Linked DNA regions of Homo sapiens: region 1 is linked to region 2. Evidence: read pairs that join two places in POLR2A ChIA-PET (ENCODE). Cell type or tissue: MCF 10A. All regions are shown on one strand. Each heading gives the region's core, and the rest is flanking DNA. Links, peaks and the distances in the headings are about the cores only.

Region 1 (12,043 bases), core at 2,907-6,906, 55 kb before region 2:
TTTCCTAGGGAGCAGGGAAGAGCCTCTCCCTGGAGTTCTCCTCTGCCTGCCGATCCCTGCCTCCTGGCACCTCCACCTCAATAGTCCAGTTTCATCATTCTCCCACTCCCTCTTCATTTCCCTAAAGGCCCTGTTTCAGCTGGTGGTTCCATCCACCACCCACTTGCCCAGCACAGAAAGTTAGGAGTCATTCTGGACTCCTCCTGCCCCGTCACAGTGCACATCCAACCAGTCACCGAGTCTTCCTGCTGTTACCTTCCTGTCTCTTCCTTTCCGTCCAACCTCACTGCTCTCAACTGAGCACCAGCCTCTGCGTCTCTCATTTATACTCTTAAAGACCCTTTCTGGTGGGCATGGTGGCTCATACCTATAATCCAGCACTTTGGGAGGCCGAGGCTGGTGGATCATTTGAGGTCAGGAGTTCGAGACCAGCCTGGCCTACATGGTGAAACCCTGTCTCTACTAAAAATACAAAAATTAGCCAGGCATGGTGGCACGCACCTGTAATTCCAGCTACTCAGGTGGCTGAGGCAGGAGAATCGCTTGAACCCAGGAGGCAGAGGCCGCAGTGAGCTGAGATTGCGCCACTGCACTCAAGCCTGGGCGACAGATCCAGACTCCATCTCAAACAAACAAACAAACAAACAAGACCCTTCCTGGCAGGTGTGATGGCTCATGCCTGTAATCCCAATGACTCAAGAGGCTGAGGTAGCTGAGGCAGGAAGATCAGTTGAGGCCAGGAGTTCGAGACCAGATGGGGCAACATAGCAAGACTCTGTCTCTAAAAAATAAAAAAAAAGACCCTTCTTGCCTCTTGCCTGCCTTTATCTGACCCACCCTCTTTACCCATGCCAGAGAGAGTTTTCTCAATAGCAAACCAGAATGTATCATTTTCAGGGCTTAGGACCTTGTCTCTTCCTGACATGTTGTCTTCAAGATAAAAATCCCAGCTCCTGAGCCTAGGGTATAAGACCAGTCATGATTGGCCTCTGTGTATCTCTTTAGCTGCATCTCATGCCTCTACTCACCCTTCATTATATGTTCCAATCAGACAAAAGCAGCTTCTAGCAAACTAAATGCTTGCTGCTGCCTGATGTCCTCACTCCTTTCACAAGTGGAAGACTCTCTTTTTGAGTTTCATTGAACACGTTTTTCTACTTTAAAACCCAACCTAGAAATCCCCTCCTCCAGAAAAGCTTCCTCTCTTCTATGCTACTTCTGGTCCCTGCATGTGCTTCTAGTTTTCTCACTCACTGCAAAATAATACAGTGATCCGTTTACTTGCCTGTCTCTTTCACTGCCAGATGAGCTGTTTGAAGGCTAGCATTGTGACTTATTCTGTTCAGTGTCCCCAAGCCTAGCAGGGGATCTGCCCCCATATGGGGACTTACAAATAATTAAATTGGATGGGTGTTGGCCCAGGTCCTTCAGATGCAACCTGGAAAGTCTTATTCTTGTAGAAACTTCTAGAAACATAATTAATGACAACAAAAGCAGTCTAGCACCTCTTGTAGGAATGAATCACGGTATTTTAGAAGGGTGGGACTAGACAGTGTGGCCTAGGAGCCATCATGTACTTCCTCACACGATGTTTAATCAGGGGCAGCTCTAATTACAGGTGGCCCTCTTCCTGGACTTGCGATGCCTAATAGTGTATTTATCAAGGCTTTCATCAGGTTAGAGTAGAGTGGTTAAAAACTAGGCATTGTAATCAGGCAGAATTAGGTCCCAATCCCTGATTGGTTGTGCAACTTTAGAGTGGTAATTTTGCTTCTCAGTTTTCTCATCTATAAAATGGGGATAAAAATGGCTCCCTTGCCATTGAGTCTTTGTGAAGATGAAATCACTTCATGCATCTAAAGTGTTCAACTCAGTACTTGGCATTGGGAACAAAAGAGTTGGCTTGATGTTGACTATTAGACAAAAATTCATGATGACATTTAAGTCTCAATGTAAGTATCACTTCTGCCTGCAAACAGATTAGTTTACTTTCTAAGATAGGTGCCTGCTTTACTTTCTCAGATAAGTTATTTATTTATTTATTTATTTATTTATTTATTTATTTATTTATTTTTGAGACAGTCTTGCTCTGTCGCCCAAGCTGTGGTGCTATCTCGGCTCACTGCAACTTCCGTTCCCCGGGTTCAGGTGATTCTTGTGCCTCAGCCTCCTGAATATCTGGGATTACAGGCATGCACCACCACACCCAGCTAATTTTGTAATTTTTAATAGAGACAGGGTTTCACCATCTTGGCCAGGCTGGTCTCAAACTCCTGGCCTCAATTGATTTGCCCGCCTCAGCCTACCAAAGTGCTGGGATTACAGGTGTGAGCCACTGTGCCCGGCCCTCATAGAACTTTAATACTTTTATTTATATCATTCATCACGATGTCATTTAGTCTGACATCCTCACTCAGCTCAGAAAGCTCCCAGAGGGCGCGGCTGTCTTTTTTATTGTTTACCATTGTGTTCCTAACTTTTAACACAGTTCCTGGTACAGAGACAGTTCCGACCGAATATTTGAATAAACAAAAGAATGAATAAGCAAACCTTTCCTAACGGCTGCTACCACTAAAGATCTTAGCATGGTGTGTGTGTGCGTGTGTGTGTGTGTGTGTGTGTGTGTGTGTGTGTGGTGGGGCTATTCAGTAAGGCTAGAAGTGAAAAAGCTAGTAGAAAGCCCATGGTGATGGAGAATGGAGGAAGACTGATTAGGGAGCTCCTCAGCAGTATAAGGAAGGACTAAGAGCACATAAGGACAGGATCATAGAATTCCGCATCTCAGGATTTTTGAGGCTGCCACTGCCTTAGCTGTGAGGCCAGTGCATATAAGAATAGTTTGCACAGTTCTGCTGTGGAAATCAGGGCTTTTACTGAAAGCTTAGCCAACTAGCCAGCAAGAATAGCTTTCTGGAACTTAGAGCCTTGTGAAAATTCCCAAACTGAGGATAATTCCAAAAAAGGTTTTCTTGCTGGCTTTGAAAAGTAGGATATACTTTTTAAAACCCCTTCTTCATCTATGATACAGATTATCTGACAGTTCCTGTGCAGAAGTCCACAGAAGGCAGGAAAGAAGGGGCCAGGAGTAAATCAGGTGCCTCATATGAAGACCTCAGCTAAGGAATAAGAAGAGTAAGAAAACAGCACGTCTTCAAATAACATCATTTCCTTCAACGCCGTTTCATTATGTTGATGAGAAAAAAAAAATCTCTTCCCAGCTGGGGCCACTGTCTGTGTGGAGTCTGCACATTCTCCCCAAGTCTGCATGGATTTTCTCCAGGTACTCTGTTTTCCTCTCACTAGGATACTATCCCAAAGATGCACACCTGAGGTTAATTGGTGTGTCTGAAAGGTCCCAGTGTGAGTGAATGTGGGTGTGTGCGTGAGTGCGCTCTGCAATGGGATAACGTCCTGTCCAGGGCTAGTGCCTGCCTTGTGCCCTGAGCTGCCAGGATAGGCCCCAGCCACCCAGGACCTTGAACTGGATTAATTGGGTAAATAATTCTCTTATCTCTTTTTATTAATCTTTCCTAAATGACTGTATAGCTCACATTTGTTTCAATGTTTAACTTTTAGAAGTGTTTTCAGTCTTTATGAGAAGTTTAGTGATGATTCTGTTACCAGAACTATGCCATAGGAATTTAACTCTTGTTAGTATCAATTAGCCTATGGCCAAATTGGTTTCCTTATACATCGTTTTGCTTGAAGTTGCGTTTCCAAGATTTTATTGACAATGTTAAGTGAGGACTTACTGTACAGCGTGGGGGTCAGGTTAGAGCAATGCTATTCAAAGTGTGGTACACAGATGGCTGCTGATCCCCAGACTGCTTTTGGCTTCCAACAAGATATGGAGCAGGAGGTAAGTCAACTGCATCACTAATCATACTGTTTGTAGTTCAGCTGGTATTTTCTTCACAGTAAGACTTTCTCCATGAAGGTAGCATTGCATTGATTTACATTTTGACCCAGGCTGTCACTGCCCTAGGCTTGGACCATTAACAAATAGTTCACTGTAAAGCTGCTTTGAGCAGCTCTGGTTTGGAGCATGGGCTTTGGAATCAGTCAGAGTGGGCTCTACCACTTAAGCAAGTTCCTTAAGCTGCCTGAGTTCCCTAGTAGGACACAAGGAAGAGTGTGGATTCTATTTCAAAAGCAATTCAAAGCCACTGGGAGGTTTCAAGCCCGATCATAAAGTTTCTTGTGAACCATGTTAGAGTTTGGACTTTGTTCAAGGAAAAGGGACCCACCAAAGATTTAAAAGCAGGGGAATGTCAGGATTAGAACTGTATTTTGGAAAGTTTACTCTGGCTGTGGTAAAGATAACAGCTTAGGCGGGACAGGAGGCAAAGAAACCAGCTAAGGGAAGGCATTCTGGTGGTGGAATGAGAGAATAAATGTAAGAATGAGTGAATTCATAGCATTTACTAGATAACAAGCTTCCTTGTGGCAGGAGCCTCACCACCTTTTGCTATGGATGTTCTTCAGCACAAACTTTCAGTTTTTGTGCAAGTCAATTTTTAATTAACATTTAACTGGCAAAAATGACTAGCTAATATAAAATCAAGCTAGATTCTCTGTCCATTCTAGAGAAGTTGAGCCTTTGTGAGCAAGGCTGATCTCGCTCATGATACAGAAGTCTGTCTCTTTTACCTTGTTTACTTTTTTCCTGTTTACCTTCACAGCCACTGATCCTCAAGGTTAGCAGATGAGTAAGTTTCCAATAGCAGCTGAACTGGAGTGATTTCTATCTGGAACCAAACAAATAGCTAGACTCTGTTTGGAATTTCTGCTTCCAGAGTTATCCAGCCACAGAGCCTGTTGCACAAGGCAAACTGGCACTTGCCCAGCATGCTTAATAGAATTCTTAGTACTCTTACCTAGAAGTCCTATTCATTATTTGAGGCCATGCCAGTCAACACCAGCTCAACCAATATCAATGACCAAGTAACAATGAAGACAGCTATTTGTTGAGCACTTACTATGTAGCAGGCACTGAGCTAAGGGATTTACATGCATTTTCTGATTTTTTTTCTTGTCACACAGAATGTTTTTATTCCTGCTAATAGATTCTTTATGATTTGAGATACATTTAGAATGTATATATTTTTATTATACTTTAAGTTCTAGGGTACATGTGCACAACGTGCAGGTTTGTTACATGTGTATACGTGTGCCATGTTGGTGTGCTGCACCCATTAACACGTCATTTACATTAGGTATATCTCCTAATGCTATCCCTCCCCCCTCCCCCTACCCCATGACAGGCCCCTGTGTGTGATGTTCCCCACCCTGTGTCCAAGCGTTCTCATTGTTGAGTTCCCACCTATGAGTGAGAACATGCGGTGTTTGGTTTTCTGTCCTTGTGATAGTTTGCTCAGAATGATGGTTTCCAGCTTCATCCATGTCCCTACAAAGGACATGAACTCATCATTTTTTATGGCTGTATAGTATTCCATGGTGTATATGTGCCACATTTTCTTAATCCAGTCTATCATTGATGGACATTTGGGTTGGTTCCAAGTCTTTGCTATTGTGAATAGTGCTGCAGTAAACATATGTGTGCATGTGTCTTTATAGCAGCATGACTTATAATCCTTTGGGTATATACCCAGTAATGGGATGGCTGGGTCAAATGGTATTTCTAGTTCTAGATCCTTGAGGAATCGCCACACTGTCTTCCATAATGGTTGAACTAGTTTATAGTCCCACCAACAGTATAAAAGTGTCCCTATTTCTCCACATCCTCTCCAGCACCTGTTGTTTCCTGACCTTTTAGTGATCGCCATTCTAACTGGTGTGAGATGGTATCTCATTGTGGTTTTGATTTGCATTTCTCTGATGGCCAGTGATGATGAGCATTTTTTCATGTGTCTGTTGGCTGCGTAAATGTCTTTTGAGAAGCGTCTGTTCATATCCTTTTCCCACTTTTTGATGCGGTTGTTTGATTTTTTCTTGTAAATTTGTTTAAGTTCTTTGTAGATTCTGGATATCAGCCCTTTGTCAGAGGGGTAGATTGCAAAAATTTTCTCCCATTCTGTAGGTTGCCTGTTCACTCTGATGGTAGTTTCTTTTACTGTGCAGAAGCTCTTTAGTTTAGTTAGAACCCATTTGTCTATTCTGGCTTTTGTTGCCATTGCTTTTGGTATTTTAGTCATGAAGTCCTTGCCCATGCCTATGTCCTGAATGGTATTGCCTAGTTTTCTTCTAGGGTGTTTATGGTTTTAGGTCTAATATTTAAGTCTTTAATCCATCTTGAATTAATTTTTGTATAAGGTGTAAGGAAGGGATCCAGTTTCAGCTTTCTACATATGGCTAGCCAGTTTTCCCAGCACCATTTATTAAATAGGGAATCCTTTCCCCATTTCTTGTTTTTGTTAGGTTTGTCAAAGATCACATGGTTGTAGATGTATGGTGTTATTTCTGAGGCCTCTGTTCTGTTCCATTGGTCTATATCTCTGTTTTGGTACCAGTACCTTGCTGTTTTCGTTACTGTAGCCTTGTAGCATAGTTTGAAGTCAGGTAGTGTGATGCCTCCAGCTTTGTTCTTTTTGCTTAGGATTGTCTTGGCAATGCAGGCTCTTTTTTGGTTCCATGTGAACTTTAAAGTAGTTTTTTTCCAGTTTTGTGAAGAAAGTCATTGGTAGCTTGATGGGGATGGCACTGGATCTATAAATTACCTTGGGCAGTATGGCTATTTTCACGATATTGATTCTTCCTATCCATGAGCATGGAATGTTCTTCCATTTGTTTGTGTCCTCTTTTGTTTCGTTGAGCAGTGGTTTGTAGTTCTCCTTGAAGAGGTCCTTCACATCCCTTGTAAGTTGGATTCCTAGGTATTTTATTCTCTTTGTAGCAATTGTGAATGGGAGTTCAGTCATGATTTGGCTCTGTGGTTGCCTGTTATTGGTGTATAGGAATGCTTGTGATTTTTGCACATTGATTTTGTATCCTGAGACTTTGCTGATGTTGCTTATCAGCTTAAGGAGATTTTGGGCTGAGACGATGGGGTTTTCTAAATACACAATCATGTTATCCGCAAACAGGAACAATTTGACTTCCTCTTTTCCTAATTGAATGCCCTTTATTTCTTTCTCTTGCCTGATTGCCCTGGCCAGAACTTCCAACATTATGTTGAATAGGAGTGGTAAAGGGGGCATCCCTGTCTTGTGCCAATTTTCAAAGGGAATGCTTCCAGTTTTTGCCCATTCATTATGATATTGGCTGTGGGTTTGTCATAAATAGCTCTTATTATTTTGAGATACATTCCATGAATACCTAGTTTATTGAAAGTTTTTAGCATGAAAGGCTGTTGAATTTTGTTGAAGGCCTTTTCTGCATCTATTGAGATAATCATGCGGTTTTTGACTTTGGTTCTGTTTATGTGATTGATTATGTTTATTGATTTGTGTGTGTTGAACCAGCCTTGCATCCCAGGGATGAAGCTGACTTGATCGTGATGGATAAGCTTTCTGATGCACTGCTGGATTCGGTTTGTCAGTATTTTATTGAGGATTTTCGCATCGATGTTCATCAGGGATATTGGCGTAAAATTCTTTTTTTTGTTGTTGTTTTGTCTCTGCCAGGCTTTGGTATCAGGATGATGCTGGCCTCATAAAATGAGTTAGGGAGGATTCCCTCTTTTTCTATTGATTGGAAGAGTTTCAGAAGGAATGGTACCAGCTCTTCTTTGTACCTCTGGTAGAATTTGGCTGTGAATCCGTCTGGTCCTGGACTTTTTTTGGTTGGTACGCTATTAATTATTGCCTCAATTTCAGAGCCTGTTATTGGTCTATTCAGAGATTCAACTTCTTCCTGGTTTAGTCTTGGGAGGGTGTATATGTCCAGGAATTTATCCATTTCTTCTAGATTTTCTAGTTTATTTGTGTAAAGGTGTTTATAGTATTCTCTGATGGTAGTTTGTATTTCTGTGGGATCAGTAGTGATATCCCCTTTATCATTTTTTATTGCATCTATTTGATTCTTCTCTCTTTTCTTCTTTATTGGTCTTGCTAGTGGTCTATCAATTTTGTTGATCTTTTTAAAAAAACCAGCTCCTGGATTCATTGATTTTTTGAAGGGTTTTTTGTGTCTCTGTCTCCTTCAGTTCTGCTCTAATCTTAGCTATTTCTTGCCTTCTGCTAGCTTTTGAATTTATTTGCTCTTGCTTCTCTAGTTATTTTAATTGTGATGTTAGGGTGTCGATTTTAGATCTTTCCTGCTTTCTCTTGTGGGCACTTAGTGCTATAAATTTCCCTCTACACACTGCTTTAAATGTGTCCCAGAGATTCTGGTACATTTTGTCTTTGTTCTCATTGGTTTCAAAGAACATCTTTATTTCTGCCTTCATTTCATTATTTACCCAGTAGCCATTCAGGAACAGGTTGTTCAGTTTCCATGTAGTTGTGTGGTTTTGAGTGAGTTTCTTAATCCTGAGTTCTAATTTGATTGCACTGTGGTCTGAGAGACAGTTTGTTGTGATTTCTGTTCTTTTGCATTTGCTGAGGAGTGGTTTTCTTCCAACTATGTGGTTAATTTTGGAGTAAGTGTGGTGTGGTGCTGAGAATAATGTATATTTTGTTGATTTGGGGTGGAGAGTTCTGTTGATGTCTATTAGGTCTGCTTGGTGCAGAGCTGAGTTCAAGTGCTGGATATCCTTGTTAACCTTCTGTCTCGTTGATCTGTCTAACATTGACAGTGGGTTGTTAAAGTCTCCCATTATTATTGTGTGGGAGTCTAAGTCTCTTTGTAGGTCTCTAAGGACTTGCTTTGTGAATCTGGGTGCTTCTGTATTGGATGCATATGTATTTAGGATAGTTAGCTCTTCTTGTTGAATTGATCCCTTTGCCATTATGTAATGGCCTTTGTGTCTTTTGATCTTTGTTGGTTTAAAGTCTGTTTCATCAGAGACTAAGATTGCAACCCCTGCTATTTTTTGTTTTCCATTTGCTTGGTAGATCTTCCTCCATCCCTTTATTTTGAGCCTATGTGTGTCTCTGCACATGAGATGGGTCTCCTGAATACAGCACACTGATGGGTCTTGACTCTTTATCCAATTTGCCAGTCTGTGTCTTTTAATTGGGGCATTTAGCCCATTTACATTTAAGGTTAATATTGTTATGTGTGAATTTGATCCTGTCATTATGATGTTAGCTGGTTATTTTGCCCATTAGTTGATGCAGTTTCTTCCTAGCATTGATGGTCTTTACAGTTTGGCATGTTTTTGCAGTGGCTGGTACCAGTTGTTCTTTTCCATGTTTAGTGCTTCCTTCAAGAGCTCTCGTAAGGCATGACTGGTGATGACAAAATCTCTCAGCATTTGCTTGTCTGTAAAGGATTTTATTTCTCCTTCACTTAAAAAGCTTAGCTTAGCTGGATATGAAATTCTGGGTTGAAAATCCTTTTCTTTAAGAATGTTGAATATTGGCCCCCACTCTCTTCTGGCTTGTAGAGTTTCTGCCAAGAGATCCACTGTTAGTCTGATGGGCTTCCCTTTGTGGGTAACCAGACCTTTCTCTCTGGCTGCCCTTAACACTTTTTCCTTCATTTCAACTTTGGTTGAAACAAACAAACAAACAAACAAAACAAAAACAAAAAAGAAAAAGAGAGAGAGAAAACAGGAGGTGCACAGCAGTTGCTGGTTTGTGGCAATTATGAAATCCTGTCAGGCACGTGTTGCTGGTTCCTTGATCACAGTCCATTTCTACTCAATGATTCTCTACGGCTTTGCCTTCTGGGCTCTTGGTTCCAATTTCTGAATTTAATCTTCCTTTTTCTAAAATGTAACCTGGGTGGTTTTTCCCCCTGGGTGGTTTTCTCAGCCTCCTTTCTGCCCATAGAGGTTTTGAGATCCAAAGCTCCCTTTTCACCTTGTACTGTCTCCTTCCCTTTTAGTCCAAGCAGCTTCTAAAACACTGAGAATTTTCTATGATTCTTACTGGGGTTTCCTCCATTGGGAAAAAAGCTGTGACCTCACATCCTTTTGGCTCATATGAGTCCTTTCTGCCTTAGGTTCCTTTTGAGGCTGCTGTGGGACAATGCCCTTAATATTCTTAGAAATCCAATTGTTTAATAAAGAGAAACAGTAAGCACCCCTTAAGCTTCTTAGAAGGATTTTGTCTGTTTGAAAGGGTTGTTGAGTTAAACCTTTCTGTGTTCTTAACAAGAGATGCTGTACCCACCCTTTGCTGGGAAGCTATTTCTTAATTTGAGAATAGTTTGCCCTCTGGAGAGGCTGGGAGTGAGAAGCAATTTCATTTTCAAACCCCAAAAATCTGGGCTTTTTTTTTTTTTTTTTTTTTTTTGAGACAGGGTCTCATTCTGTCACCCAGGCTGGAGTGTAGTGGTACAATCCTGAGTCACCATGACCTCCGCCTTCTGGGCTCAAACAGTCCTGCCACCTCAGCCTCCAAAGTAGCTGGAACCATAGACACATGCTGCCTCGCCTGGCTAATTTTTTTGTATTTTCTGTGGAGACCAGATATAGCCACGTGGCCCAGGCTGGTCTGGTCTCAAACTCCTGGGCTCAAGAGATCTGTCCACCTTAACCTCCCAAAGTGCTGGAATTATAGGCTTGAGCCACGTTGCCCAGCCTCTTTTTTATACCCTCTAAATTTTGCTTGAAATCTAAACAGTTTCATTTTTTAAGCTGCTTTTTTTTTTCTTTCTTTCTCATCCTCTGACTCTCATAAGCTGCTTTTTCTCATTTGCCTGGTACTATATGCAGCTTGGCTAGATCATCATATTCGTTAGGTACATTTCCTGCTTTCCCACATCACAACTGACAACAATGCCTCTACCTTCCACCACCTGTGAAGGTCTTCTTTCCCTTCTTTCCAGTAGCATTTCCCTCACTTCCCTGTAAGGTGTCCGCAAGACCCATTAGGCTTCACTAACATTCATCAAGGCCCCTCAGCTTCTACCTGCTACTAAAGCACAAGGATGATGCTACATGTTTAGGTTTCTGTTATAGTAGCAACACACTTCTAATATCAATTAATATTGGGTTCCAGTTGTCTGTTGCCATGTAACAAATCACCCCAACCTTAGCTCCTTAAAATAACAGCAGTAATTTGATTTTTATTGCTTCTGGTCCTCAGGCTTGGCAAGGTTCATTTAACCAGTTCTCACTCAGGGTCGCCTGTGAAGTTGCAGTTGTCTGGCTGGGGCAAGTGTCATCTTGAAGGTTAGCCCATGCTAACTAATTGAGTTTTTCCTTTGGGAATTTGTAACTGAGATATTGACAGACTAACCTGATTAATAAGGGGAGCTATGCTGAGAGGCCGTGTGGACTTTTAGAGTTAAAATAGGGTTGCATTTGTTATACTCAGCCATGGGTAAGATGGCTACCCACAGGAAGTCATCTGTTAGGAGAGAAAACTGAGATGCAGCGATGACAGAGACCACAGGGCGCTCTGATTCCTGGTGGCTTTGTAACCCCATAAGTCCTGGCTGTGTTTGGTTTCTATCATACCTCTGCATTCCTACCATAAACTCCCATTTTGACCTGAGTTAGCCTGAGGAGGTTTCTGTTCCTGGCATGCAACATACTGCCTTCTGTGGAGCCCTAGAAGGACATTTTGAGGATCTTCATTATTCTCAAGGAGTGGTGGGGATGAACAAGCATGGACTTCAGGGCCATTAAGTCATACATTCATTTATTAACCCATTAATTCAAGAAAGTCTTTACTGAACTTCAGTTAAGTAATAACTTCTGCTAGGCACTGGACACATAGAGGTGAACAAAATGGACAAGGTCCCTGTCCTCATGGAGCTTACAGTCTAATGACAATCACCCAAAGCCAAATTCAATTGCCTCCTCTGCCAGTTACTAGCTGGGTGAAATTCCCACTGAATTGAGGATTTCATTTTGCCATCTGGGAAATGGGCATCACTTTGTGGAGTTGGGATGAAAATTAAATTACGCATATGTATGTGTGTGTGCATGTGTGTGTGTGCAGATCATGTGGCACATGGAAAGTCCTTACATATTTGAGTTTTATTTCCTGTTCCTGTTCTCTTAAATCAGGGATGGCATCTTGGGCAG
Region 2 (12,043 bases), core at 5,411-9,410:
TTACATATGCGTACTCTCATTTAAGTCAAGATATATAATATATTTGGTACCCCAAAAAGGCCTCATGCCCATTCCTAGTCAATTATTATTCTGACTGCTATAACCATCAGTTAGTTTGGCCTGTTCTTGAATTCCATGTAAATGGAATCTAAGAATGTATACTTTTTGGGGTTTGGGTCTTTGGCTCAACATTGTGTCCATGAGATGCATTCATGATGATGCAGATAGAAGTAGTTTGTCCATTTTCATTGCTGTATTTCATTGTATACACACACCAGAATTTAATGATCCAATTCTCCTGTTGATGGACATATGGGCTGTTTCTCAAATTTTTGGCTACTATAAACAAAGCTCTTGTACATGTCCTTTTTAAATTTAAATTTTATTTTTATTTATTTTTTATAGATGGTGTCTCACTGTGTTGCCCAGGCTGGAGTACAGTACCATGATGATAGCTCACTGTAATCTTGAACTCCAGGGCTTGAGGGGGTCCTCTTGCCTTAGTCTCCTGAGTAGCTGGGACTACAGGCATGTGCCACTATGGGCCTGGCTTCTTGTACATGTCTTTTTGTGGACATAACCACTCAATTCTTTTGTGGACATATCCACTCAATACTATCAAGAATAAATTTTCTGGGTCACAGGGTAGATAGATGTATGATAACTATGAAAACTCCCAAACAATTTTCCAAAGTGGTTACATTTGAGACTTACACATACATATGTCTATGTATTTATTTATTTATTTTTAGACAGGGTCTCACTCTCTTGCCGAGGCTGGAGTGCAGTGGCGTGATCTTGGCTCATTGCATGCTCCACCTCCCAGGTTCAAGCAATTCTCCTGGCTCAGCCTCCCAAGTAGTTGGGATTACAGGTGCCCACCACCACACCTGGCTAATTTTTGTATTTTTAGTAGAGACGGGGTTTCACCATGTTGGCCAGGCTGGGATATGTCTATGTATTTATGATGTATGTATATATATATGTGTGGTCCAAGTGGCCATGTTAAATAATTTTATTATTATGGGTCTTGGTAAAAAAACAAAAACAAACACAAATAAACTTTGAAAGCTACTCATTAGAGGAAAAAGTCAAATTCCTTAGCACTGCTTAGCATGCCTTACAAGGCCCGGCATGGCCGGGCATGACCTGTTTCTTCTCTCTACTGCTTAATCTACTGCCGACTATTCCAGGTCTCTTCTCAATTGCCTGACAATTTTTTTTTCCTCTTCCTTGTTTGTGAACTCCAACTTGTCCCCCAATATTCGTTTCTAATTTTAGTTTTTCCAGGAAGCTTTTCCTGGCCGTCATTTCTCCTCTCCCTTTTAGCCTCTTTATAACTGGTGCATCCCTCTGTCCTAATACCTAGTGCTTTGTATTCTGCCTGTCTAACAACTCGTTTCCTAATTCATGAGCTCCTGCAGGAAAAACTGTGATCCATCTTTGGAGCCCAGGGTGAACACTTGTTTGCCTTCCCACCTCCATTATTCTTTTTTTTAGTAACAGCTTCTAGTTTTAATCTGGGGTACTACCTTGCATTCCTTCATTCTCTATCCAGGTAGCTCAGATGTGGTCCCATTCACCTATCACAGAGATGCTTGTGATCAAGGTCATGGTGTATGAGAATATCCCATCTCCTTGGCCATACAGCTTGGTTGCCTGGCTACTTGGAAAGGTCTTTGGGAGGCACAGGCCATGCTGTCTTCTCCATCCTCTGCCACTGTGTGGTCTCTAGCCCATTGTATATTGGGCTAGGACTGGTCCTGTGCTAAAGGACTTTACATCTTGATATGGTTTGACTGTGTCCCCAGCCAAATCTCATCTTGAATTGTAGTTCCCATAATCCCCATGTGTTGTGGGAGGGACCCAGGGGTAGGTAATTGAATCATGGGGGCGGTTCCCTCCATGCTCTTCTCATGATAGTGAGTGAGTTCTCATGAGATCTGATGGTTTTATATGGGGCTTTTCCCACTTTTGCTTGGCACTTCTTTCTTCTGCCACCATGTGAAGAAGGACGTGTTTCCTTCCCCTCTTGCCATGATTGTAAATTTCCTGAGGCCTCCCCAGCCATGCTGCTATGAGTCAATTCAACCTCTTTCCTTAATAAATTACCCAGTCTCAGGTATGCCTTTTTTTAGCAGTGTGAGAATGGACTAATACACATCTCTAATTTCATTTAATTTTCACAGTAGCCCTGTGAAGTATAGATGCTATTATCATCTGCATTTACAGATAAGGGCTTAGGTTCAGGGAGGTTAAATGGCACATGGCCAATGCACTTATAGAACTGGGACTTAGACAAAAAGCTCAGGGCTGCTTTTGTATAAATGAGACAGTATAAAACATTTCTATATTGGGAGCAGATGGATGAAGAAAGTAATTTTTATGTGTGGGTAAGTTTTCCACGGGTGTTGGAGGGGTGGACCCCTCCCTTTTTTCCAAGCATTTAAAATATGCTATTTGATTGTTTTTTGGCCTTCATTGTTTCTGATGAATAAGTTGTTCCTCAGTATGTAATTTGTCTTTTTCTCTGGATATGTTTATAATTTTTATTTTAGTCATCAGTAATTTGGTTATAATGTGCCTAGACATGGTTTTCTTTGTATTTACCATATTTTTGGTTCTTTCTGAGTTTCTTTTTTTTTTTTTTTTTCAGTTTCTTTTTTTTTTTTTTTTAATTTATTTTTTTATTGATAATTCTTGGGTGTTTCTCACAGAGAGGGATTTGGCAGGGTCATGGGACAATAGTGGAGGGAAGGTCAGCAGATAAACAAGTGAACAAAGGTCTCTGGTTTTCCTAGGCAGAGGACCCTGCGGCCTTCCGCAGTGTTTGTGTCCCTGATTACTTGAGATTAGGGATTGGTGATGACTCTTAACGAGCATGCTGCCTTCAAGCATCTGTTTAACAAAGCACATCTTGCACCGCCCTTAATCCATTTAACCCTGAGTGGACACAGCACATGTTTCAGAGAGCACAGGGTTGAGGGTAAGGTCACAGATCAACAGGATCCCAAGGCAGAAGAATTTTTCTTAGTGCAGAACAAAATGAAAAGTCTCCCATGTCTACTTCTTTCTACACAGACACGGCAACCATCCGATTTCTCAATCTTTTGCCCACCTTTCCCGCCTTTCTATTCCACAAAGCCGCCATTGTCATCCTGGCCCGTTCTCAATGAGCTGTTGGGCACACCTCCCAGACGGGGCGGCTGGCCGGGCAGAGGGGCTCTTCACTTCCCAGTAGGGGCGGCCGGGCAGAGGCGCCCCTCACCTCCCGGACGGGGCGGCTGGCCGGGCGGGGGGCTGACCCCCCCACCTCCCTCCCGGACAGGGCAGCTGGCCGGGCGGGGGGCTGACCCCCCCACCTCCCTCCCGGAAGGGGCGGCTGGCCGGGCGGGGGGCTGACCCCCCCACCTCCCTCCCGGACGGGGCGGCTGGCCGGGCGGGGGGCTGACCCCCCCACCTCCCTCCCGGACGGGGCGGCTGGCTGGGCGGGGGGCTGACCCCCCCACTTCCCTCCCGGACGGGGCGGCTGGCCGGGCGGGGGGCTGACCCCCCCCACCTCCCTCCCGGACGGGGTGGCTGCCGGGCGGAGACGCTCCTCACTTCCCAGATGGGGTGGCTGCCAGGCGGAGAGGCTCCTCACTTCTCAGACGGGGCAGCTGCCGGGCGGAGGGGCTCCTCACTTCTCAGACGGGGCGGCCGGGCAGAGACGCTCCTCACCTCCCAGACGGGGTCGCGGCCGGGCAGAGGCGCTCCTCACATCCCAGAGGGGGCGGCGGGGCAGAGGCGCTCCCCACATCTCAGACGATGGGCGGCCAGGCAGAGACGCTCCTCACTTCCTAGATGTGATGGCGGCTGGGAAGAGGCGCTCCTCACTTCCTAGATGTGATGGCGGCTGGGAAGAGGCGCTCCTCACTTCCTAGATGGAATGGCGGCCGGGCGGAGACGCTCCTCACTTTCCAGACTGGGCAGCCAGGCAGAGGGGCTCCGCACATCCCAGACGATGGGCGGCCAGGCAGAGACACTCCTCACTTCCCAGACGGGGTGGCGGCCGGGCAGAGGCTGCAATCTCGGCACTTTGGGAGGCCAAGGCAGGCGGCTGGGAGGTGTAGGTTGTAGTGAGCCGAGATCATGCCACTGCACTCCAGCCTGGGCACCATTGAGCACTGAGTGAACGAGACTCCGTCTGCAATCCCGGCACCTCGGGAGGCCGAGGCTGGCGGATCACTCGCGGTTAGGGGCTGGAGACCGGCCCGGCCAACACAGCGAAACCCCGTCTCCACCAAAACCAGGCGTGGCGGCGCGTGCCTGCAATCGCAGGCACTCGGCAGGCTGAGGCAGGAGAATCAGGCAGGGAGGTTGCAGTGAGCCGAGATGGCAGCAGTACAGTCCAGCTTCGGCTCCGCATGAGAGGGAGACCGTGGAAAGAGAGGGAGACCGTGGGGAGAGAGAGGGAGAGGGAGAGGGGGAGGGAGAGGGAGAGGGTGAGGGACAGGGAGAGGGAGAGGGAGAGGGCCTTTCTGAGTTTCTTGAATCTCCTTTTTTTTTTTTTCGAGACAGAGTCTTGCTCTATAATCCAGGCTGGAGTGCAGTGGCAAGATGTCGGCTTACTGCAACTTCTGCCTCCCAGGTTCAAGCAATTCTCATGCCTTAGCCTCCTGAGTAGTTGGGATTACAGGCATGTGCCACCACACCCAACTATTTTTTTTGTAGAGAGGGAGTTTTGCCATGTTTGCCAGGCTGGTCTCAAACTCCTGGCCTCAAGTAATCCCCCCTCCTTGGCCTCCCAAAGTGCTGGTATTACAGGCATAAGCCACTGTGCCTGGCTTGAATCTCTTGACTGAATTTTTTTCTATTGAATTTGCAAAATTTTTGGCCATCATTCCTGCAGTTATTTTTTCTCTCTACTCTTCTTCTTCTGAGAGTCTGACACATATGTCAGCCTACTTTAGGTTGTCCCATTGATGCTCTGCTCATATTAAAAACATTTTTTTCCTTTATTGCTCAGTTTGAATAATTTCTATCAACCTGTTTTCTCTTATACTTTCAGAGTATCCAATATGCTGTTATTCTGTCTAGTGAATTTTTAAGTTCAATTGCTATATTTTTCAATTTTTGGATTTACATTTGGCTTACTTTTTAGAGTTTTCTTATTTCTCTTATAATTCACAGTTCTTCTTCTGTCACATTAATCCTTTCCTATAAGATTAAAAAAAGTTGCAGTTATGTACTACATAATGATGTTTTGGTCAGTTATGGACCACATATGACAGTGGTCCCATAAAATTATAATGGAGCTGGAAAATTCCTATCACCTGGTAACACTGTGGTCATCATAATGTCTCCACACAACGCATTACTCAGGTGTTTGTGGTGATGCTGGTGTAAACCTACTGGGCTGGCAGTGATATAAAAGTATAGTGCATACAATTATGTACAGTATATAATACTTGATAAAGATATAACTATACTATACTTTTATTGTTATTTTAGCGTGTACGTCTTCTAGTTGTAAAAAAAATTTACTGTAAAATGGTATGCTGTGTTACACCAGCAGCAGCTTCATGTATCTTGTGTTTTATTGTAGCTCTTGATTGCACAGTTTTCTCTTGTGTATGATTTAATCTCATTTTGTTTTGTTCATTATGGGTCCCTAAGCGTACAAGATATCCTGCTAATGTTGTCAGTAGGAGGCCACAGTGAGTAACTGACCTGGAAATGAAATTAAAAGTGATTAATTAAGGGACAGGGCACAGTGGCTCATTCCTATAACCCCAGTGCTTCAAGAGCCTGAGGTGGAAGGATGGCTTCAGACCAGGAGTTCGAGACCAGTCTGGGCAACATAGTGAGACCCTGTCTCTACAAAAAAAAAAAAAGAAAGAAATTAAAAAAATGATTAAGGACTATGAAAGTGGAAAATCAGTGATGGTTATTTCTTGCCAGAAATGCCTGCCCCATCGACCCTAGCTATGATCTGAAAGGACAGGAACAAAGTGATGAAAGCTAGCTGGGCGTGGTGGCTCACGCCTATAATCCCAGCACTTTGGGAGGCTGAGGTGGGTGGATCACTTGAGGCCAGGATTTTGAGACCAGCCTGGTCAACATGGTGAAACCACATCTCTACTAAAAATACAAAAATTCGCCGGGTGTGGTGGCATGCGCCTGTAATCCCAGCTACTTGGGAGGTTGAGGCATGAGAATCACTTGAACCCAGGAGGCAAAGGGTACAGTGAGCCGAGATTGAGCCACTGCACTCCAGCCTGGGCAACAGAGCGAGACTCTCTCTCAGAAAAAAAAAAAAGTGATGAAAGCTGTTAAAGGATTTGCTTCATTGAAGGCAATGAGATAACAGAAATTCAGGAAGGTCCTCTATAAGATATGAAGAAACTTCTGATGACCTGGGTTGGAGACCAGGCACAGAAGTGTATCCCTCTCAGCACTACGACAATCATGGCCAAAGCACGAAGTTTGTTTGCAATGTTCAGAGAAAAGGCCGGACCTAACTACAGTGTTGAAGTATTGCTAGCTCTGGGTGATTTAAACAGTTCAAGCATCGTAATTCATTACATATTGTGAAAGTGAGTGGCAAGTCTGTGCATGCTGATGTGAAGGCAGCTGAAGAATTTTTGGAAACTCTAGAAAGGCTGATTATGGAGGAAAATCACTTGCCAGAGCAAATCGTCAATATGGATGAAAACCCCCTATTTTGGAAATGGATGCCTGAAAAGACTTTTATCTAGAAGGAGACCAAGTCAATGCCAGGTTTCAAGGCTTTTAAGGACAGGACAACAGTCTTTCTCAGAGGCAATGCTGCAGGCTACAAACTGAAATCCTTTGTGATCTGGCACAGTGAGAACCCCAGGGCCTTCAAGCATACCAGTAAGCACACCACAGGAGCAATAAGAAGTCACAGATGACCCAGCTACTCCTGAATTGCTATGCCAGTGAAATGAAGTACTATTTGGAGAATAAGATACCTTTCAAGGTTTTGCATATGGTTTATAATGTTCCCACACATCCTCCTTTTATTGGTGATCTTCATCCCAATACCAAGGTAGTGTCTCTCCCTCCAAACATTACCTCTTTGATTGAACCAATGAATCAAGGTGTTATATCAGCTTTTAAGGACTGCTACCTGAGGAAGACCTTTGTCCAGGCTGTTGCTACACCTGAGGGAGAGACTGAGATGACAGTGATGCAATTCTGGAAGGATTACAACACAGGTATGATTGCATCAAGAACCTTGGTTGGGCTTGGGGTGATGTCACCAAGAAGTATGTGAATGGCATCTGGAAGAAGACACTTAGCATTTCTCCATGACTTCAGAGGATTTGCCAAGGATGAGGAGGTTGCAAAAATCAACAAGTTTGTGGTTGAGATGGCAAACAGCTTTGACCTGGGTGTGGATGAGAATGACACTGAGGAGCTCCTAGAGGTGGTTCTTGAGGAATTGACTAATAAGGAGTTGTTGGAAATGAAACAGGAATGCATAGCTGAAGAAGAGGCAAGAAAAAAGGAAACTGCATGTATTAGTCTGTTCTCATGCTGCTATAAAGAACTGCCCAAGACCAGGTAATTTATAAAGGAAAGAGGTTTAATTGACTCACAGTCCTGCATGGCTTGGGAGGCCTCAGGAAACTTACAATCATGGCAGAAGGCACCTATTCAGGAGGGGGCAGGAGAGAGAAGAATGAGAATAGAGCGAAGGAGGAAGCCCCTTATGAAACCATTAGATCTCATGAAAACTCACTCATTATCACAACAGTATGGGGAAAACTGCCCCCATGATTCAATTATCTCCACCTGGTCCCTCCCATGACACATGGGGATTGTGGGAACTACAATTCAAGATGAGATTTGGGTGGGGATACAGCCAAACCATATCGCTGCAGGGGAAGAAAAAGAAGAACCCCCAAGAAAATGGACAGTGAAGGATTTGTAGCACAAGCTTTTTCAGACCTTAGCAAGTTCCTTTAAAAGCTTGGAAGTGTGGAGGCAACACCAAACAGTCTTCTTTATCATAATTTTTATTTTAGGTTCAGAGGTACATGTGCAGGTTTGTTATATAGGTAAACTGTCATGGGGACTAAAAAATTTTCATTAATAGAGAGGAATGGTGCGTAATCTGCTTACAAGCAAATCTGTGAGAAAAAATGAAGCAAATCTACTAAGTGACCATAGACATATTTCTGAAAAGAGTGACACCTCCACAAGAAGAGCCTCAGGCAGGTTTCTTAGGTGTTATTCCAGAAGAAGGCATTTGTTGTCATGGGAGATGACAGCTGTGTGTGTTATTGCCACTGAAGACCTTCCAGTGGGACAAGATATGGGGGTGGAAGACAGTGACATTGATCCTGACCCTGTATAGGCCTAGGCTAATGTGTTTGTGTCTTAGTTTTTAATAAAAAAGTTTAAAAAGTAAAAAAAAATAAAAATAGATAAAAGCTTATAAGGTTTATAAATATTTTTGTACAGCTGTTATTATTTTGTATTAATTTGTATTTTGTATTATTTATATTTGTATTAATTTTACTTATGAAATAACTTTAGTTACAAAGTAATTATTACAAAACTTATTTTAAGCACAAACACATTATTTTGTAACAAGAGTTAAAAAGTTAAAAAGTTTAAAAGGAAAAAAGTTAGAGTAAGCTAAGTTTAATTTATTATTGAAGAAAAAATATTTAAAAAATAAATTTAGTACAGCCTAAGAGTATAATGTTGATAAAGTCTACAGTAGTGTACAGTAATGTCCTAGGCCTTCACATTCACTCACCACTCACTGACTCACCTAGAGCAACTTCCAGTCCTGCAAGCTCCATTCACGGTAAGTTCCCTATATAGGTGTATCATTTTTTTAATCTTGTATATCATATTTTTACTGTAACTTTTCTAAGTTTAGATATTTCTAGCTACATAAATAATTGTCATTGTGTTATAATTCCCTACAACATTCAGTACAGCAACATGCTGTATAGGTTTGTAATCTAAGAGTGATAAGTTATACCATATAGCCTAGGTATGTAGTAGGCTATACCATATAGGTTTGTGTAAGTATGCTCGATGATATTCATACATAAAATTGCTTAATGATTCATTTCTCATAACGTTCCTCTGTTGTTATGTGACACATGATTGTATTGTCATATTTTCCTGGCTGTTTGTATGTTGCATTTTTAAAGTTTTTTCTAATTTTTTTCAAGGTCTTTGCTATCTCCAATATCTGACTCATCTTTGGGTCTGCTTCTGTTGACTATTCTCTTGACTGTCATATTTTTCTGGCTGTTTGTATGCTATATTATGCCATTCTTGCATTTCTATAAAGAAATATCTGAGACTGGGTAATTTATAAAGAAAAGAGATTTAATTGGCTCATGGTTCTGCAGGCTGTACAATCATGGTGCCAGCATCTGCTTGGCTTCTGGTAGGGTGGGGCTCAGGAATCTTAACAATTGTGGCAGAAAGTGAAGGGGGAACAGGTGTCTCATACTGCAAGAGTGGGAGCAAGAGAGAGTGCGGGGGAGGTGCCACACATTCTTAACAAGATCTCTCAAAAACTTACTCACTATTGTGAGGACAGCACGAAGCCATGAGGGATCCACCCCCATGACTCAAACACCTCCCACCAGGCCCCAACTCCAACACTGGGGATTACATTTCAACATGTGATTTGGATGGGACAAATATTGAAACCATATCATATGCCAAGTAATTAAAAAGAAATTGAGCCAAGGGCTCACTATATTGTCCAGGCTGGTCTTGAACTCCTGGGCTCAAACAATCCTCCTGCCTTAGGTTCCCCAGTAGCTGGGATTACAGACATGTGCCATTGTGTCTGGCTTATACTATATGTTTATTCTATGTAACACACTCTAGAGTCTCTGGAGTTTACTATCTTTCTTTGAAAGGCATTGAGTTTTGCCCTAGCAGATGGCTAAATCGTTGACAGACAATCTTAGTCCTGTGGAAGCTTAGTTTTAGCCTTTATTGGAGTGGATCTCTTTCAGTTTTGTCCTTATTCCTAGGGTATAGACCTAAATTCTAAGATGTGGTCCTTATTCCTAAGGTGTGGCCCTGCAAGTGTTTCAACAAAAAGGGCGCTGTGTCTACAAAGCTTCTCTACCTTGGCAGGGCTTGACTCTTTCGTCTTGATGCAGTTTCTTGCCTCTGGGAAACTTACAATCTCACCCTGCATATGAACTGTTTAGCAGTCAGCCAAGGATTTGAAGATAATTGGTACACAGATTTTAGGGCACCCCTTCCATGGTTCCGTCACTTAGGATTAAGATTTTTCTCCCTAAATTTCCAGCCACTCCATTCCCCATGCAGTGTATAGATGGGGACACACCTTCAGGGGAAGAGCCAGTGAACGCAGCTCTCACTCAATGTGCTGTCTTTCATTCAAGGGTTGGATCCCCTCCCTTTCTGCCTTCTTTTGGTTGCTGCAGAGTGCTTTAACGCAATTGTTTTGTTAAACTATTTTGTCCAGATTAGATAATTGTTACATGTGGGAGGGCTAGTTTGATAAGCTATTCTGATATTACCAGATCCTGAACCTCTTGCTCAATTTTCACCCTAGAATCTCAACACCACTGAATGTGAGAGGAACCAATGATAAGAGCCCTAAGCAAAACTCACCAGGGTTAATCGGAAAGAGGTAGAATGATATAATGGTTAAGGATGGGGCTTTGGAGGCAATTTTGGTTTTGAATCCCAGTCCTGCCACTTATCAGCTGTGTGATCTTAAGAATGATGCTTAACTGATTGAGACCTTGTATTGCCATTTGCCATTTTCTTTTTCTTTTCTTTTCTTTCTTTCTTTTTTCTTTTTTTTTTTTTGATGAGGATTAAATGAAATGCTTAGCACCAGACTTGGCAAATAGTAAGGGTTTTTAACCCACGATGGTCACTATTATGACTAGAGAATGATATGTTCTTTCACAGTGGGGCTAGAAGGAGAGGGACACAGGGCTAAAGGATTTTTCCAGACAGTAGATTGGTGCCTTCTATTGGGACTAGAAGTCTTTGCCTCCAACTCTAGACATTCACAGTTGTTTGGAAATAAGCAAAATTCTAAATCTCAGAATTTTCTTCTGTTCCAGTTAAGACTTATCAAGGGCTGGAGCGTCTGAACTAGATACACCAAAAATTTTTAGAGTGATGAGATGATGGAGTTAAACAAACTGTCCTGAACTGCATATCCAAAGACAAAAGCTAGGAGATAACAAAAACTGTCCTAAAACTGCATATCCAAAGACAAACTGTCCTGAACTGCATATCCAAAGACAAACTGTCCTGAACTGCATATCCAAAGACAAAAGCTAGCGTACCCCCAAACCCTACTTCAATGTAGACTCCCTCCCTCCCTGAGACCTCTGACCAAACCCAAATATATCTTGATTTTTTTTTTTTCAGACAGGGTCTCACTCTGTTGCCCAGGCTAGAGTATAGTGGTGAGATCACAGCTCACTGCAACCTCGACCTCCCCAGGCTTAGGTGATCCTCCCACCTCAGCCTCCCCAGTAGCTGGGACCACAGGCATGCACCACCATGCCTGGCTAATTTTTGTATTTTTTTGTGGAGATGAGGTTTTGCCATATTGCCCAGGCTGGTTTCCAACTCCTGGGCTCAAGCAATCCACCTGCCTTGGCCTCCTAAAGTGTTGAGATTACAGGTGTTGAGCCTCTGTGCCTGGCCTGGATTTTTTTTAAGGAGGTAAAATTCACATAGTAATTCACCATTTTTACAAGTATAAAGTGTGTAACTCAGTAACTTCCAGGACATTCATGATGTACAACTATCACTACTAGTTCCAGAACAGTTTCATCATCCCCAAAAATAAATGCCAGACCCATTAGTCACCCCCATTTCTACTTCCTCCTAGTCCCTGGCAACCACCAGTGTGCTTTGTGTCTCAATGGATTTGCCTACTGTGGACATATCATATAAATGGATATGTGGCTTTTTGTGTTTGGTTTCCTTCACTTAGCATGTTTTCAAGGTTTGTTCATTGCCTGGAATTATTCAGATATTCATTTTTATA

Evidence for each region. ChIA-PET counts read pairs that join two places held together with the same protein. Peaks named below come from ENCODE experiments on the same cell type or tissue, not always from the same donor. Only the 100,000 strongest peaks of a DNase experiment are listed, where the experiment ranks them.
Region 1: POLR2A ChIA-PET joins it to region 2 with 12 read pairs; 4 of 35 experiments call an interaction of 5 or more read pairs at or near these places.

The regions. Positions count from the first base shown.
Region 1 is chr5:168,587,453-168,599,495 of GRCh38, forward strand. No RefSeq gene overlaps it. Among named protein-coding and RNA genes, the nearest start is that of PANK3, 14 kb to the left of the region's middle. In MCF 10A, for the core only: no CTCF peak of the experiment used is centred there; a DNase peak (open chromatin) is centred at 4,829.
Region 2 is chr5:168,639,985-168,652,027 of GRCh38, forward strand. No RefSeq gene overlaps it. Among named protein-coding and RNA genes, the nearest start is that of SLIT3-AS2, 61 kb to the right of the region's middle. In MCF 10A, for the core only: no CTCF peak of the experiment used is centred there; DNase peaks (open chromatin) are centred at 6,557 and 7,297.